3 separate regions of the Homo sapiens genome follow, and regions 2 and 3 are each linked to region 1. A link is a contact called in ENCODE Hi-C or POLR2A ChIA-PET data. All regions are on one chromosome and are shown on one strand. Each heading gives the region's core, a stretch centred on a gene start or an enhancer-like site at or near the end of the contact. The rest is flanking DNA. Distances are from core to core; before and after follow the strand shown. Region 1 holds the start of MRPL44 (mitochondrial ribosomal protein L44). Region 2 has its middle 59 kb from the start of MOGAT1. Region 3 overlaps DOCK10 (dedicator of cytokinesis 10).

Region 1 (4,067 bases), core at 647-3,146:
CCTGGCATCAAAACACAAAAGGTTGTGTTCCCCAAGGGTTAAAGTGAACCCTCAATCGCCTCACCTCCTCTTCCTAAGTGTGACTTTTCCCCACCCTTCCACCTGACCTTAACCCAATGAAAACTCGAAAGTTGTTGACATCTGTGAGCTTTGATCAAATTAGGGCTAACAGCAGGTTAAAGGAAAAATCAGGTTTTTGAGGGCTGAAAAACACATTGGCCTTTTTCTTCCTTAAAGTTTTCTGAGCCTGGATCCTGGAACCAAGTCCTCCTCCTATTATGTGTTTATTGAATAAATAGACAAATGTATGAGCAGATTTTAAAAAACTGGTTAATTCCTAAGTTCCATGAAGGGCATTAGTAGAAGAAATCTTTTGAGGACCTACATTTTTTTAATCTGCAAATGATGCTCTCGTTGTTGTATGACTGAGAAACTCTCAACACAGAGACACCTCATTTTAACTTAACATGATTGTGCTACAACTGGCTTAGATTATTTTTCCTAATAAATGAAATTCTACAGAAATGACAGTTCCCTGCATTTTCTCCTAATCCATTTATTGGATTGATGTTCCATGAATTTTCAATACTTTACATACATTGAAACAAGAAGGTCAATCGTAACCTCCTTTCACCCCTTCTTGGAGAATTTCCTTCAACCAGAAATCCATCAGTTTGTTTTTTGGTGTGTGCTCAGCCCCTCTTTTGCTCTCTCCCTCCCCAAAGGGAACCCTTTTATAAGCTGAGATGAACCATTTAGATTCTCCCTTTTGAAATGGTCAAGCTGAGAAACCCAAATTGAGTTCTATGATCCTGGCACTGAAGATTCTCGGGCTAAGTCATAACATGCTTTGTGGTCTGTGTTTCAGAGAGATGAATGTAGGTGAGCTGTGTCTGGGGAAGGGAGGAAGGTACCAGGCCAATTACACTAACCACGGAAAGAGGTGAGGAGAGCCACCAGGTACCTGCAGTGGAAATAAATGGAAAAAGCACTTGGTGGAAACTGCACCGAAGAGGGGGTTTGTCGAAACAAAAACAATCAAAGACATAGGAGTTCAATCTGGGTGACTGCTGGGGACACAGATGCCTTTAACAAAGAGATCACAGAAAGCATTGCCCCTTTGAGGGTCTAGATGTTCAGCAGGCAACTCAAAACTGGGAATTCAAACAAGCCTCCCTTTGTGACTTAATATGTTCTTTTAAAAATTGTACTGTATTAACAGTTTGGTAGGAAAGCAATAGAATTACATTGTTAAAGAGTGTTAACATAAAGAAGGAAGAAACTGTAATTCCCCTATTACCGTTTTATGTTTTTTTCCAGTCATTTTCCGGATGTTTAAAAATATGTACTATTAGATTGCTTTTAAAGAAAAATTTTAATTTTGGATAAGCCAACATTTCTGAGTCTAGGGTTTCCAAAACTAAGGCTTTTGGAGGCGTGCTGGGTCAAAAATAGAAGCTCGGTAAATACTTGCTCAGTAGTGGCCTAGAACACTAAATATAAATTAAAAATGTTTTCTTTTTTTGAGGATTTAAATGTTTCCTTAACCTGAAAGCGAAACAGATTTTTGTTTGTTTTGCTGTAACGAGAGAGGAAGGAACAAGAGAGTGACAGGGTGAAGCAACTTCTCCCAGAAACTTTTGGGCGCAAACGCCCTCAAGTCCGGATCATTGGAAAGTAACTCGAAGAGAGGAGAGAACTAGCGCAAGCGTAGCCTCAAGGCGGCCGCAATCACCCCGCCCCGGGGCTGTCTCCGCCCCTGCCCTCTCTCAGTCGCCCCGCCCCGGGGGCTGTCTCCGCCCCAGCCTTCTCTTCGCGTTCCGCGTTCCGGGTTCCGGGGGAAGTGTGTTACGGGGACACTGGCCCGACTACTTTCGTTCCGTCTTCCATCGTTTTCTCTCGTGCAATGGCGTCCGGGCTGGTAAGATTGCTGCAGCAGGGACATCGCTGCCTCCTGGCTCCAGTCGCCCCCAAGCTGGTCCCTCCGGTTCGGGGAGTGAAGAAGGGATTCCGCGCCGCCTTCCGCTTCCAGAAGGAGTTAGAGCGGCAGCGCCTTCTGCGGTGCCCGCCGCCGCCCGTGCGCCGGTAGGAGCCACCTCGGGAAGAGGTCTCAGGGTGGCGGTCGCAGACACTGGGTCTTCTTCCCGCGGCGTCGTGTCTGCGGCTGATGCGCCCCTGGGTTAAGCCTTAGGAAGTTTGCGATGGAGACACCCGTGAGCTGTGGGCGCGGGGCCTGAGGCAAAAAAAATGGATTTGTGCCGCGGGCGGTAGAGCTTCGGGCTGTTCCCGACGTTTTGAAACTACCATTTAGGATTTTGGCTACTGAAAATTGGGAGAAATGGGGCTAACTGGAGGGTCTTCCTTATGTGGACTTGGATGTTGTAGTCCCCGTTTGTAATGCCTGAGAATTCCGATAAGCGGGAAGAAAGCAGCCCACAGCATCGTAAATTAAGGAGAAAAAAAATTAATCTACAACCTGAATTCTGCTGTCTAGAGTAAAAGGAAAAAAAGTTAGCTTTAGATTTTTGCCCTAATTAATGCTGTTCTGGTAACAGGTTTGGCAGAGAGAGACACAGGTTTTTATAGCTTCAAACCAGATCATACTTTACATAATTTAAATTCCTTCATCTTGCTTTTTCTCTTTAATAATGTGTGTTTGACATGTTGTCATGGTATTACAAAGATATGTACCTCACTCTTTTTTATGGCTCTGTATATATGGGCCTATGAGCTCCATATTATTGCCATTAAAACCTATGTAACAGCGCGTAAAGGGGACGCATGTGTAGTATGAAATTTTGAAAGCTATTAGTACTTTAACATTGCCCTCCAAAAAATGTTGATCCACTTTGTACTCCTACCAGTAGGAACGGTCTTCTAACAGAGAAGATTATAGCAAAAAATAAAATCTCTTCTTAATTCCCATTCCCTTGTTTATTATAAGATTAAGTATTTTAGGCTCTCAAAGGTGGAAGAAACTTTATGGGTTGGACAGATTATATAGGTGTATATGTTATATGTATATCTTACGACTTTCAACCTAGGTTTTCATACTTTGCTTCCCTTTGTTTCTTAAAGGGGTTTTATATTGTGTTACGTATAAGTAATCCAGAGATGACTTAAAGTATACAGGAGGATGTGCATAGGTTATATGCAGATACAGGTATACCTCATACATATTGTAGGGTTGGTTCTAGACCACGACAATAAAACGAGTCACATGACTTTTTTAGTTTCCCAGTGTATACCTAAGTTATGTTTATACTATTCTGTAGTTTATTAAGTGTACAGTAGTAGTGTCTAAAAAGCAATATATGTACCTTAATTTAAAATACTTTATTGCTAAAAAATGGTAACACAGAGACACAAAGTGAGCACATGCAGAATTGCTACAGACCTTCAGTTTGTAAAAATAAAATGCAATAAATCTGTGAAGCACAATAGACCGAAGTACAGTGAAACGAAGTGTGCCTGTACTACACCATTTATATGAGAGACTTGAGCATCCATGAATTTCAGTATCCAGGAGAGTCCTTGGAACCAATCCCCTACAGATATTGAGGGATGACTGCAAATATAACATACTAGTGTTTATGGCTTGAATCTGTGAAATTAACATTTATGCTTCATACTTAGGTATAAAACATAGTATCATGGTTAGAGCAGAAATAAGGAACCTAAAAGTTAGGCTAATGGCTTGGTCTTTTATATTGAAGAACCAATTTCATGTGACAATTGGATCAAAGGGAAAATTAATCCAGTCATATATGTAGAATATAGCAAAGGACTGCCAGTATTTATCTGACTTTAGTCTTAACATTTAGAATATCAACCTGGCATTAAAAAGAAATATAACCTTCTTTCATTTCCTTTATATAATTAATAACATTACAACACAGTGAACAATTTTTATATCACAGTAACAGGTTGTTCTCTTTACCATCTCTTACTGTCTTTACATTTTCAGTTCAGAGAAGCCGAACTGGGATTACCATGCAGAAATACAAGCTTTTGGACATCGGTTACAGGAAAACTTTTCCTTAGATCTTCTCAAAACTGCATTTGTT
Region 2 (4,067 bases), core at 568-3,067, 1.2 Mb before region 1:
TATAATTATAATGTGTGTATGTATAGATGTATAAGTATATATAAACCTATATTATATATAAGCTATATATGCATATATAATTATAATAAAATAATATAACATTATAAATATACTAATATGTATATATGCTTAATAGTCAGGACACTCTCCTCCTTAAAAAAAAAATTGAGTTACATGCTGAAAAGTCTAGGGATTTAGGCACAGATCCAGATACTCAAATGCTATCATCAGGGCTGGGTGCGGTGGCTCACACCTGTAATGCCAGCACTTTGGGAGGCTGAGGCAGGCGGATCACCTGAGGTCAGGAGTTCGAGACCAGTCTGGTCAAAATGGTGAAACCTGGTCGCTACTAAAAATACAAAAAATTAGCCAAGTGTAGTGGCACACACCTGTAATCTCAGCTACTTGGGAGGCTGAGGCAGGAGAATCGCTTGAACCCAGGAGGCAGAGGTTGCAGTGAGCTGAGATCATGCCATTGCACTCCAGCCTGGGTGATGAGCAAAACTCAGTCTCCAAAAAACCAAAAATAAAAAAAAAACAAATGCTATCATCAGAATGCAGTCTTGCACCGTCTCTCCTCTCCTGTCTCCACTGTGTGGACTTCACTCTTAGACTCCTTTTATGGTGGTAAGATAGCTACCAGCAGCTGCAGGCACACATCCCACCGGGTCAGCATTCTCTGGGGAAGAATAGCTTTTATTTTCCCTAGGACTGGGTCTCATTAAACTGACTTATCCATCTATGAACCATCAGTACGGTCAAGAGGTTGGAATATGCTGATTGCCCTGGTCTATGTTGTGCAGTTCAGTGTGCTCTCAAGAGCTAGGGGTACGATGCAGATGGCTGGTTTGTCTGAACCATGTAGACTGAGTATAGAAAATAAGGGGTTCCCCGGCCGGGCGCGGTGGCTCATGCCTGCAATCCTAGCACTTTGGGAGGCCGAGGTGGGCGGATCACAAGGTCAGGAGATCGAGACCATCCTGGCTAACACGGTGAAACCCCGTCTCTACCAACAATACAAAAAATTAGCCGGGCGTGGTGGTGGGCACTTGCAGTCCCAGCTACTCTGGAGGTTGAGGCAGGAGAATGGCGTGAACCCGGGAGGCGGAGCTTGCAGTGAGCTGAGACTGCGCCAGTGCACTCCAGCCTGGGCGACAGAGCGAGACCCCGTCTCAAAAAAAAAAAAAAAAAAAAGAAAAAGAAAATAAGGGGTTCCCCAAAGGAAAATCAGGGTGAAACGATTCTGGAAAAACAAAACTGTCTGCTACAATAACATTTACATTTGACTTTTAGCAAAGGAGTCAGGAAGAGAATATGGAAACGGAGAGAAAATGAATGGGGAGGGAGAAAAACATGGGAATGTAAAGAACACATGTTTCAGTAAATTGGACAAGGTCAGTGCTTCATAATCTTGGCAATGTATCAGAAAAATCTAGGTAGTTAAAAAAAGAAAGGATTTCTGCACTGTATCCCAGACTGAGTGAATCAACATCTCTGAGAGTGGCATCTGGGATTGGTAAATATTTTAATCGCCCCAGGCAATCGAAATGCAGCTTATCCATAGACTCACTTTGGGAGCCATTGAACAGGGTTGCATGAAAGCACAGGCTCAGCTGCAAAACAACCTCAAATTACAGAGGCCTGACCAAGAAGCTGATTTCTTTCTTACCTAATAGTCTGGAGGCGAATGGTCCAGGATGGTGGGTGGCTCTGCTTCACGTGTTCATTTAGAGACCCAAGTCCTTTCCATCCTGCTGTTCACCAGCCCCTAGGGTGTTGTCTTTGTTGAGCTGAAGCTGGCTGCTACCACATCCACATTGCAGCCCACAGGGAAAACGGAAGGAAAGGACCAGAGAAGCACTGAGTTGTATGTTAAGGCCAAGGCTCAGAAGTGGCACACACCACTTCCACTTTCATTATATTGGCCTAAACTTAGCCACATGGCAGCAAGCTGCAAGAAATCTGGAAAGTGTAGTCTTTCTTTAACCTAAGACATAAAAATTTTTGCCTTGACTCTCTAAATACACACACACACACACACACACACACACACACACACACAGAGGTAGGTGGGCATATGCTGAGCTAAAATTAGACACCTAAAGTTAAACATTCATTACTTTCAGTTAAACATCATAAATTGAGTGCCTGCACTAATATTTATTCCTTCCCGAAACTCCGTAAATAAAGGAATAAAAATGGTCAAAAGTAAGAAAGTCCCAAAGAGAACAGGAGATGAGTAAGAGGAGAAAGTGATGTCAACACTATTTTGCAAAATGGAAAACAGAAGGACAAGTGGAAACTGACCTGGCAGAGCAGAACAGGCAGAAACTTAATGCCAGAGAGAATTGAAGGGGAAAGTCCGGTAAGGAGTAAGCTGATTCCCACTGCAGAACCTGGGAGAAGCTGAGCTATGGAAGGCACCACCTAACTGAAGGTTGAGGGTGGAGGGAAAATCCAGAGAGAGGAATGGGAAGTCCCTTGAAGTAGCAGTCAGGCTCTCAGATTTCCTGCCCTAGTTCCTGGAGCATAGTCACCCTCTACCTGGATAGGCACCGGAGCTTTGCTCTTGGAAATTTTAGGGAACCTCTGAGCTCTGGGACACCAGGCTCAACCAAGGGGATGGGGGTGGTGAAGTGCCCTTAAAGCAGATTCAGTGGAACTTCCTATTAGATGGTAAATTCCTTAGTCCCCTTCCCACACTAGGTTCCCATGATCCTAGGCAGCCACTTTTATATTCCTCCAATGGGAGACTGGTGAGTTCCTCTCTGGGGAAACTGACCAACAGAAGAGGGAAGACCTGCCAGGTTCCAATTTCTGTAGGTCCCCATCTGCCACACCATAGTGAAGCCCACCAACAGTCTTTTCACACAGAGCTGCCACTCAGCTTTTAGTGACAGTAATGGACATCCAGGAATCACCAGACATTTCAAGAAAGGCTTCAACAGGAGAGAATATACCAAACAAGGAACATGGGAGAGATGAAGATAGCAGGAGAAAACTTCAGAAAATGGTCATTGATATTTTTGGAAAGATAAAATTTTACAACAGTAAAACAAGAACAGAATGTAATGTAAAAAGGAACATTTATTAAAAAAAGAAAGTGACATAACTACATGGAGATGATGGGTGGAGGAGAAAAATAGGTGCAAGAATGCGAGGGAGTCAAATCCTCCTGTTGCATGGGAGAGTGCTAACAGATGAGGTCTAAAATTAAAAAGTGAAGAAGCAGCAGTTTAAGCATGCAATGTAGACATATAGAAAAAGCAAAAGGAGTTGAAAATTACTGACGCTGGAAGCAGGATTGGAAGGTGAGGCAGAAGACTGCTGGTTTTCATTATAAGCTAGGACTGTTTGATTGATTCATCCATGCCCATGATGATGTTAAAATATATTTTAATATTTTTATTGGTTTTAATATTGACATTTTATACTTTAAAATAACAAAAAATACTACTTCATATTTTAAAGACTATCTTCCAAGAAGATGTTGAGATATAAATGTAGTAGAAGCCTCTATATGACGTGATCAGTGTGAGATTACTGTCGAAGCACTAGGGCGAAAAGGCAATTTAAAGGAAACTTGGACTTAAGACCTGAGACATTTGAAAGAATCCTGGAACTTTCCTGGGGGAAAGTGGGAATTCCTATTTTAAGAAATCTGAGCAAACTGTTATAGGCCAAGCTGCCAAATGTCTGTAGAGGGTTGGCAGGTGTTGTAGAAACTGCAGATCCTCTGGTTTTTAAAATTTTGTTTATATACTTGAATAATAGGAAGTCAGTTTGTTTGGATAATATCTGGAAATGAGACTTTTCTTTTTAAGTTATAACAGAAATACTTTGCATAGCTTTAGTCAAACACTAGTAATTGACTCCTCAGAAAACCCCCTCCCATCCCCCCAGCTGGTGTCCCATTAAACGAGTTGGATACTTGCTTTCTCTGTCTTCCTCTCAGCCAAGAATGCCCATGTGACCTAGTTTTGGCCAATGAGATATAAGGGAGTCTGCTTAGGGGCTTCTAGATGTTTCCTCCTGCCTGATGGGAGGTTAGTGCACAAGGAGAAAGA
Region 3 (4,067 bases), core at 789-3,288, 1.0 Mb after region 1:
GGATCACTCAAGTCACACACACACACAGACACACACACACACACACAGACACACACACACACACACATGCAATTACTGGTTTTACACATGATGGAAAACTGACTTCAGTCTTATTGCTGCAGTTTATAATGATCTATGTGGCCAGATTCTAAAACTAGAAGGAAAGAACCGCTGGGGATCTCCTAGTATCTATAAACACATATTCTATTTATTACAGTCATTCGTGGAATTGTGCTTTCCACATGCGGAAGAGTGAAAGTTGAGTTCTCTAGCAAAGGAAGAAACAATTGTATTGTTTTGAGCATTTCCTGTTCGTAATTCATTGAAAGCAATTGGTGCCAATCCTGTGAGAAGGCCTGGAGAATTTCAACACGTTCACAATGTCTCCAAGGTGTCTACGCCAACAGTAGGGCGGGAAAAAGGGATTGACAGTAGTGACTCTACGAGCCAGCCATGCTTCTGTGTCTTTCCCTCAGAGAAAGGTTGCCCGAAACAGGTCATAGGCTACTACTAGAAAGAAAATCAGGCCGGGTGGCTCATGCCTGTAATCCCAGCACTTTGGGAGCCTGAGACAGGAGAATCACTTGGAGTCAGGAGTTCGAGACCAGTCTGGCCTGGTGAAACCTCGTCTGTACTAAAAATACAAAAATTAGCTGAGCATGGTGGCTTACGCCTGTAATCCCAGCTACTCGGGAGGCTGAGGCAGGAGGATCGCTTGAACTGAGGACGCAGAGGTTGCAGTGAGCCGAGATCGTGCCACTGCACTGTAGCCTAGGCAAGAGTGAGACTCCATCTCAAAAAGAAAAAAAATTAATCACTAGAAGCTATTGTGTTAATCTGGCTAATGATGTGTTAATTGGAGTTAAACTATGAAGTGGCTTAGTGCTGTTTTGTGTCAACAGTGGGATGCCAAACATTATTATGGGCAGTGATATTTTATCAGTACTTTAAAGTGACTGGTTAGCTACTAATAGTAGAAATAGTAGCAGTAGTCTGGCCACATTCAGGGTATATGCATTTATCAGTAAGTACATAGATGAACTAGCAGGTAGGTGCTCGGGACTTTGGTAAGTCATGAATGAAAAGAGCTACACAACAATATACAACAGACCTTTTTTTTTTTTTTTTTTGAGACGGAGTCTCGCTCTGCCACCCAGGCTGGAGTGCAGTGGCTTGATCTCAGCTCACTGCAAGCTCCGCCTCCCGGGTTTACGCCATTCTCCTGCCTCAGCCTCCCAAGTAGCTGGGACTACAGGTGCCCGCCACCATGCCTGGCTAATTTTTGTGTATTTAGTAGAGATGGGGTTTTACCATGTTAGCCAGGATGGTCTTGATCTCCTGACCTTGTGATCCACCCGCCTCAGCCTCCCAAAGTGCTGGGATTACAGGTATGAGCCACTGTGCCTGGCCAGTATACAACAGACTTTCTATAATAGAGTTTTATTTGCAATACTGTGGAAGGGCAGTGTCTTAGTCCATGCAGGCTGCTATAATAAATACCATAACCTGGGTGGTTTATAAACAACAAAAATTAATTTCACACAGTTCTGGAGGCAGGAAGTCCATGATCGAGGCGTCGGCAGGTGTGGTGTCTGTGAGGGCCTGCCTCCTGGTTCACAGATGGCATCTCCTTGGTTTGTCCTCACATGGTAGGAGGAGCAAATGAGCTCCCTTGAGCCTGTTTCGTAAGGGCACTAATCCCACTCCTGAGGGCTCTGCCCTCATGACCTAACCATCTTCCATAAGGCCCCACCTCCTAATACCACCGTCTAAGGAGTTAGGATTTCAACATGTGAATCTGGGGGGAGATGGTAAGGCGACACACATAAGCAACCCATAGCCAAGAGAGAGGGAGCGTAATTCAGTCAGGGGGATTCCATATGGCTTCTCAGAGTCTAAGCTATTTGACCTGGGCCGTGAAGGATGAATAAATGACACTTGGGAGGAAAAGTGAGTTAGAGTATTTCAAATGTGAAAGGCTATGTGGCTCACGAAGGCATCTGACTTTTGAAGGCCGATACCACTTGTTTACCTGATGCTAAACTCTCCCTATATTAGCACTGCCCCCTGCTGTCCATTGTGAGAAGAGGTCTGAAAGGACAAATGCATCCTTTTTGCCATTTTGCCCTTTAAAAATGAACAGACTGTCATCCTCAATATCACTTATTTGTAGTATCATTTCTTCAAGTTTCCATTACCAAGTGGCATGCTGAATAAAAGCAGGCACAGACCAAGAACAGCAATGACAACACGGCTTTCTCAGTGAGTTTACATAGATGTAAGCCTGATTCCACCTCTTAGGGTCCTTTATTGATAGATAAGTCATACATTTCTTTGGCCTCAGTAGTTGAGATTTAGTCAGCTCTTCAGCTCTCTTTAACTGTTAACTGATGAGAATATTTGGAGACAGAAAATGTCTCAGTGACTCCTCATCATAGTGAGACAATGGCCACGCCATGCCACGAGGAGCTAGTTGCATGGGCAGGCAGGTGTAAACATCCACATATGCAGAAAGAAAAAAGCCAGCAGCTGGCATCTCGTCACCCACAGCTTCCAGAAACAGTCTGGAATGTTGTTGGATGCTCAACACTGCAGAATTGGTATGAACCACATCAGTGTGGTCTGTCTTGCATGATCGGGCAGGTGTAAACATCCACATATGCAGAAAGAAAAAAGCCAGCAGGTGGCATCTCGTCACCCACAGAATGTTGTTGGTCGCTCAACACTGCAGAACTGGTATGAACCACATCAGTGTGGTCTGTCTTGGGGCAGACAGCAAGAACCGAGAAATGACCAGGGTAAATTCTGAGAGTGACAAATTCCATCTCTATTTGAGAATGGGAAGGAATTTGAAGGTTACATTTTTATTTTTATTTTATTCTATTTTAGAGACAGGGTCTCACTTTATCACCAGGCTGGAGTGCAGTGGCATGATCTCAGCTCACTGCAGCTTCGACTTCCTGAGCTCAAGTGATGCTCCCACCTCAGCCTCCCGAGTAGCTGGGACTATGTGTGTACCACCACACCTGGCTAATGTTTGTATTTTTAGTAGAGGCAGGATTTCACCATGTTGCCCAGGCTGGTCTTGAACTCCTGGACTCAAGTATGCATCTGCCTCGGCTTCTCAAAGTGCTGGGATTACAGGTGTAAGCCACCGTGCCTGGCTGGAAGGTTACATTTTTCAGTTTGAGTTTTGGGTAAACATCCCCATGGAGATCCTAAGTTCACTGATGGTGGTGTGGGACCTTTTATGATTCCACTAGAATGCTGATCTTGGGAGTAGAATTCTCCTTAGAACCGTGGCTGATGCAACTCGAATCAGAAGAAAGACCCACAATCTGGAAATCCTGACACTTTCCTGAGTGTGTTGACTTCATGTTTGACTGAATGAACCTTTTGTTCAAAAAAGGCAAATCTAAAACACAGACATACGCTTCACTTCTTTTAGTTTCAAATTAAAAGTTTTATCTAATAGTAGTATTTGTTCAAAATTTTACAAGGTAACATTGTTGATGTTTCATTAGCATCCCTGATCCCTAATGGCCATCCTATCTCTTAAACCACAAGAAATATTGTCTCTTTAAAGTCCATAATGTGCATTTACACTGATAAAATAAGGCCAGTGACTCCCAAGCTGCTTTGGGGAAAGAGGCCATCTTTTCTCTGTGTGACTTGTTCAGTGGCAATTGGAGTTTTACATCTGCTCTACAGGTCCAATCATAATAGAGCTCACTGTTATGTTAAATGTAGTTAGGTCTATCAAAATGTTAATAAACATGATAATGACAAACTAAGGAGATAGTTATCATAAAATGATGATAACATTTCTTGACTGTGTCGTATGTGCTCAGCATTTTCTCGTTTCGTTTTGTCTGTGATGTAAGTATCATGATCATTCCTTGCAGTGGGTTGCAAAGTGGCTCCCCCAAAGATATGCCCATATCCCAATCACTGGAACTCATGAATGTGACCTTATTTGGAAAAAGGCTCTTTGCAGATGAGTTAAGCCTTTCAAGATGAAATCCTCTTGGATTATTTAAGCTGGCCGTAAATCCAATGAAAAGTGT

The links. A loop is a pair of places that touch in the nucleus more often than their neighbours do. ChIA-PET counts read pairs that join two places held with the same protein, here RNA polymerase II (POLR2A). Pooled maps may share reads with other maps.
Region 2: a pooled map shows a loop between it and region 1 (3-fold over the local background). The contact joins the enhancer-like site here to the promoter of MRPL44 in region 1. A Hi-C loop is called at or near these places in 6 of 37 single-sample maps with no recorded cell type and 5 of 50 pooled maps. POLR2A ChIA-PET finds 5 or more read pairs at or near these places in 1 of 52 experiments (activated T-cell).
Region 3: a loop to region 1 is called in a pooled map, with 2.5 times the contacts of the local background. The contact joins the enhancer-like site here to the promoter of MRPL44 in region 1. A Hi-C loop is called at or near these places in 2 of 37 single-sample maps with no recorded cell type and 3 of 50 pooled maps. POLR2A ChIA-PET finds 5 or more read pairs at or near these places in 2 of 52 experiments (OCI-LY7 and T-cell).

The regions. Positions count from the first base shown.
Region 1 is chr2:223,955,567-223,959,633 of GRCh38, forward strand. It overlaps MRPL44 (mitochondrial ribosomal protein L44), which reads left to right and starts at 1,897. Exons shown (of 4, transcript NM_022915.5): 1 at 1,897-2,085; 2 at 3,968-4,067. The coding sequence starts at 1,907. RefSeq lists a silencer at 1,672-1,741 and an enhancer at 1,812-1,981.
Region 2 is chr2:222,729,019-222,733,085 of GRCh38, forward strand. No RefSeq gene overlaps it. Among named protein-coding and RNA genes, the nearest start is that of MOGAT1, 59 kb to the left of the region's middle. RefSeq lists an enhancer at 1,639-1,758. Within about 2 kb of position 1,818, at least 3 of the 41 ENCODE cell types and tissues checked have a DNase peak (open chromatin) inside an H3K27ac peak, as active enhancers do.
Region 3 is chr2:225,000,178-225,004,244 of GRCh38, forward strand. The region is part of intron 1 of DOCK10 (dedicator of cytokinesis 10); the gene reads right to left. Among named protein-coding and RNA genes, the nearest start is that of MIR4439, 8.3 kb to the right of the region's middle. Within about 2 kb of position 2,039, at least 6 of the 41 ENCODE cell types and tissues checked have a DNase peak (open chromatin) inside an H3K27ac peak, as active enhancers do; they include OCI-LY7, where a contact is called at or near this core.